Regions from separate parts of the Homo sapiens genome. Here region 1 is linked to region 2. Evidence: chromatin loops called from intact Hi-C (ENCODE). Cell type or tissue: dorsolateral prefrontal cortex. All regions are shown on one strand.

Region 1 (2,500 bases), 71 kb before region 2:
CTTTGGCCACATGCTGGCATATCTGAATTCAAGACCTTCACTGCCCTGTGATTAACACATGCGCTACTCCATCCTCTGTGGGAAACTGAAAGATCCTGTTCATGGTGACAATTGGAGAGCAATCTCCCTTCTTTGGCTATATCTGGGGTCACTCCCAGCACCACGCAGAAAGAGTATTTGTATAAGACACAGCATCGGTGGTCACATCCTCTGAGAAGCCTTCTGAGGGCAGGACCTTCCAGCAGAGCACCCAAGGTCCCTGGTTACAGCATCAGAACACTCCAGACACTTCACTATGGCCCAGTGAGTACCAACTACATGCAGATGCTGGCCACAGCATGGAAAACTCAACACAAGGGAAGACTCAGCTGCAGCCCAAAAGGAGCATTACCACCAAGTCACAGAGACCACGCTGATGGATCTGAAGCACCCAAGATTCACACAAGGCAATGTGACATGAAGGGTGTGGAAAGCCTCACAATAGGAAAACCACCTTTAATGGGAGCCCATATTTTGCCTGGCACTAAAGTACACAAACTATTTTAACATCTGCTGTCTCAGTATACTCTCCCAGGGGCCCTGTGAGAAGGGCAGGTCAGAAGCATTAAATATGAAACCAGGTAAAGCTCCCTACCCTGGGTCGTCTCTGTGATAAGGCCTCACCATGTTCCAACCTCTATTCAGGTCACTTCTGCAAACCTTCCATGAGTACAGCTCATTTCCAGGCCTTGTACCAGGCACTGGGCATGCAGAAAGTCCCTTAGAACACAAACTATATGCAAGGCACTCATGCCTTTAGAGATGCATTCCCTGCATTGGTGGTATAGTGGTGAGCATAGCTGCCTTCCAGAGATGCATTTCCTGGGTCTAACCTGGGGCTCAGTGCAAGAAATAGAAATGAAGGTGCCTGCCTTTAAGGAGTTATCCAGCTACTGTGCCACTTTTCACACCACCTTGTGTGACCTGTTGGCCCATCTATCTTTTCTTCTAGGCTGTGATCTTCTCTAGAAAATGGGATCTCTGTGACTCCAGGGCAAATCTCAGGGCTGGGCACATTGCAACATCATTTCAAAGCCAGGCTTCTGTGATAGTGGACAGTCCCAGAGCTCAGCCCTATATATGCATTCGCTGAGCTCCATCCTCAGGCTTTCAGGCTGCAGGCCTTCCTGACCCAGACTTCTGTGTACCACCTCTACATGCCTCTCTGTAGCTCTAACATGAGGATGGTGCCCGGACAGACACAACCGGCACTCTTTCCTCTCGGCGGGGCGTGCAGCTGGTACCGCCTTCCACTTGACTCCTGACAAAGACATGCAGCCTGCCAGGTGATGCAAGAGAGGGCCAGGCTGCAGCTGAAGGCCTTCTCTCCCGGGGGTTGTAAAAACAGGCTGCCCCTCCTTTTGGACTGAATGAGGTTTCTCGCTGTGAATAATGGCATTGAAGTATTCAAGGGCTGCATTCAGGAGCTGAATCATGGAATCCCAGCCAAAGAATCTGCTGAAGACTGAAGGGACCGGCTGTCCAGCTTCACGCAGGGAGGGCTCCTTGAAGCTAATTACTGCCACCAGGCCCTGGTCTCAGACCTTACACACTGGTCTGCAAAGAGCTACAGCTCAAGGTTGCTGTGTCCCCGCAGCCAAGGCTGAAGCATGACCTAGCCAGTCCCCTACAGCTAACAGAGCGACCCCATACATGTGATCCCCAGAATAGGCCCCAGACAATCCTGAGGAGACCTGGCTAATGCAGTGGTTCTTTACTTCTGAGCCACTCACCCCTCAGAAAATCTGAGAAAAGGCTTGGACTATCTCTCCAGAAAATGCATACATGTGCACACTGTGTTATGGAATGAAAGCTTCTGTTTCCACTAAAATTGATAGGTTGGAACCTAATCCCCAGTGTGATGATGTTTGAAGGTAGGGCCTTTGGGAGGTGATTGGATCATAAGGGTGGAGCCCTCATCAATGGTATATTGGTGCCCTTCTAAGAAGAGGCCAGAGAGCTCTCCCAGTCTCTTTTTGCCATGTGAGGATACAATGAGAAGTTGGCAGTAAACAACCCAGAAGAGGGCCCTCACCAGACCCGGACCACACTGGTACCCTGATCTGGGACTTTCAGCCCCCAGAACTATGAAAAATCAATTTCTGTTGTTTGTAAGCCATCCACTCTATGGTGCTTTGTTACAGCAGCTCAAACTGATCAACACATATACATATGTATATGTATGCATACCATCATATGTATACACATGTCTACATATATACACACATACATATGTTTACATGTATACATATACATACACAGAGTTACTCCCATAATTTTTACACATTCACAGATTCCCTAAAGCCCATCCAGAAGTCTAAGTTAAGAATTCTTTATTAAAGTCACCAAAGACGAAAGCCAATTTTTCCATCTGAAACCGCCTGCCCCCATGGGTTCAGGGCTGAGCCGTGTCTCCTGGGCAGGAGTAAAGGGTGAATTTAGCCCTAGGTCCAAGTGGCAT
Region 2 (2,500 bases):
GGGCAGGGCTGGAGTAGGGGCCCCGACAGCACTGTCCATGCTGGTGTTGATGAGTATAAGTACAGAGCAGAAGAGAAGGCCAGTACAACAGGCAGGCCTCACAGAATCACCAAGGAGCACTGGCTGTGGCCAATGTGACAGATTCATTTTCATCCGGGTACACAAAGACTCTAAACAGAGCCAGGTGCTGGTCATGTGTGATTCCTGCCTTCTGGGGATGCCTGCCAGGATTTTCTGCTTCCCTCGCCCACCTGTAATAGCTGCTGCATTTCCTGCTATTTTTGAGGTAAACACTGATCCAAGCAAGGACAGGGGCACGCTACAGTGAGACCCCAGCTGACCTCCCCTCCTCCTCCCCTGCCCCCTCCCCATGACACCCCCAGCCCTTGGCAGGACTTGGTCACCTGCTGCACTCACAGAGCAGGGCTCCTGAAGGGTGCAGCTTGTTATTAATTCAACAGGGGCTGCCGAGTGGGCACTTTATCCCGCCTGGCTCCTGCTACCCACTCCTGGCTAAGCTCACAGACGAAGAGAAATTCTCCATCCAGGGGCCTAAAAAGAATGCATGTGGCTGCTGCATCTTTAGCAGGATAGAAGCAGCCAGGCAGGGAGAGGTTGTGCTTATTCCTAAAAGGGTGGTCACTCTCCACATGCTGGGAGCCTCTTTTCTTTGAGACCCACAGGTGACCAGCCATTCACATTCAACATCTAATTATTGAAAGTCCACCAGATGTCAGGCATCTGGTATACCAGATAGGGGGCTAAAGAGGACAAAGTCCCTGCCCCCAGGATGTTTACAGTTTACTGGAAGAGAAAGACAACAAATGAGTAATCTAGTATTTCCTAGTATACATGAGGTTCCATGTATACTGTGTATTAGGAAAAACCAAGCAGAGGCAGTGGGAAAGAGTAGAATGGGCTGCTAGGGAAAGCCTCCCTGGAGAGGTGACATATGGGGAAGAGGGCTGAACAAAGTGAAGAGGGCATTCCCGAAAGAGGAAAGAGCAGGCAAAGGCTCTGAAGCAGGAACAAAGCTGATGTGTTTGAGAACAGCACAAGCTGATGGGTCAGAGCAGAATGAGAGGCTTCAGAGAGTGGAGGGAGAAAAGGGCAGGGAGCTGGGCATGGCCAGGAGGCAAAGGGCCTTTGTTCCCAATCATTCACTGCCCCTCCCTATAAGAGGGCTATGCATGCCTGTCCGTTGCCCCGTGGCTTGCAGTGCTATCCAGTGGGGGATTCTGTGTCCCATCCCACAGTGACAATGAGTGACTGTCTCACTTGCTTGGACCACTGGAATAGGAGCAGAAGTGATAAACATGCACCAATTTGAGAAGAAGCTTTAAGAGCCATTATGACTTACAGCTATTGTTCTCTTTTCCTCTGCCACAAGATGGAAACAATAGCTGCTCCCTCAGCCCAGTTCCTGGATTGTAGATATCGTGTGAAGCAGCGCAGACTTTCAGTATGCAGTAGAAATACACATTGAGGGCTAAAAGCCTTTGTGATGTTGCTCCAGCATAACCCAGTGGAAACTAACCAACACAGCCTTTCAGCCCTCATCAAAGGTGATGCAACTTATTCTTCCTACAATTAATAATCATTACAGGGCTTTAGGAAGTAAGCATTTTTAAAAGATTACTCTAGTTGTTGAGTGAAGAACGGACCCACATCAGCTGCACCTCTTTCTCCAACTCCTCACCACAGCCACAGAGCACAGCCACTGCCACACACACCCCACAGAAGTGGTTGTCATGGTCCTGCAGAGAGGAAGATCTAAGATTTCCCTGAACCATCCTATTATCCCCCATGCTATTTTTATATCCCAAAATGAGAGGCATGGGACTCTAAGTCCTGCCAACACTCAACTCAGGAAGGTCGTTCATGTGCTCTTCCATAAAAACCAGGAGGGCCAGCAAAGCCTGGTGCTTTCCAGCTCTTTCCTGAGAAGTTACACTCAATTTGTCCCTTTAATGAGGTTTTTCCACAGCAGCACAGAACCAGTCTCCTGCTGAGTTATTGGTCAGGGAACACAAAGCCAATTCCACCCTGGTCTCCTATTTCTGGCAAGACCATCCTGGGGCTATTTCTCAAAGCAGCTGGTCCTTCTAGATGCTAGCCCTCTGTGTGCACACTTATATCTCATAATGGATGGTGACCTATCAGATGCCTTTGGGTCCTCCAGAGCAGCTGACCAGTGCCAAGTACATAGGAGGAGCTCAATTCATACATTCTGAATGAATGAAGAAATGTAGACTATCTGAATCCATAGGTGAAAATAAAATCCACGGGGTAAAAAGGTTTCTAGCTCTGTTTCTGGCTGGAAAGTGCACGAAAGCTGAGTTTAATCAATAAATAAGAGTTGTAGCTACTAAATTCCTCTCCACCTGGCCCCAGCAAAGGATACATTTACATCTCATTCCCCAAATGTAGGACATCCAAAGACCAGAGGTCCCATGAGACGCCACTTCTTCAAATGCCGACATTTTGAAGAACACACACC

The links. A loop is a pair of places that touch in the nucleus more often than their neighbours do. Peaks named below come from ENCODE experiments on the same cell type or tissue, not always from the same donor. Only the 100,000 strongest peaks of a DNase experiment are listed, where the experiment ranks them.
Region 1: it touches region 2 in a loop (9-fold over the local background); 4 of 110 quality-filtered maps call a loop at or near these places.

Annotation. Positions count from the first base shown.
Region 1 is chr11:11,509,752-11,512,251 of GRCh38, forward strand. All of the region lies in intron 1 of GALNT18 (polypeptide N-acetylgalactosaminyltransferase 18), which reads right to left. Among named protein-coding and RNA genes, the nearest start is that of GALNT18-AS1, 59 kb to the right of the region's middle. RefSeq lists an enhancer at 1-85. In dorsolateral prefrontal cortex, no CTCF peak of the experiment used is centred here; a DNase peak (open chromatin) is centred at 1,389; H3K27ac peaks cover 969 bases.
Region 2 is chr11:11,581,181-11,583,680 of GRCh38, forward strand. All of the region lies in intron 1 of GALNT18 (polypeptide N-acetylgalactosaminyltransferase 18), which reads right to left. Among named protein-coding and RNA genes, the nearest start is that of GALNT18-AS1, 12 kb to the left of the region's middle. In dorsolateral prefrontal cortex, a CTCF peak has its summit at 1,378 (motif pointing right); DNase peaks (open chromatin) are centred at 11 and 1,161; H3K4me3 peaks cover 994 bases; H3K27ac peaks cover 2,233 bases.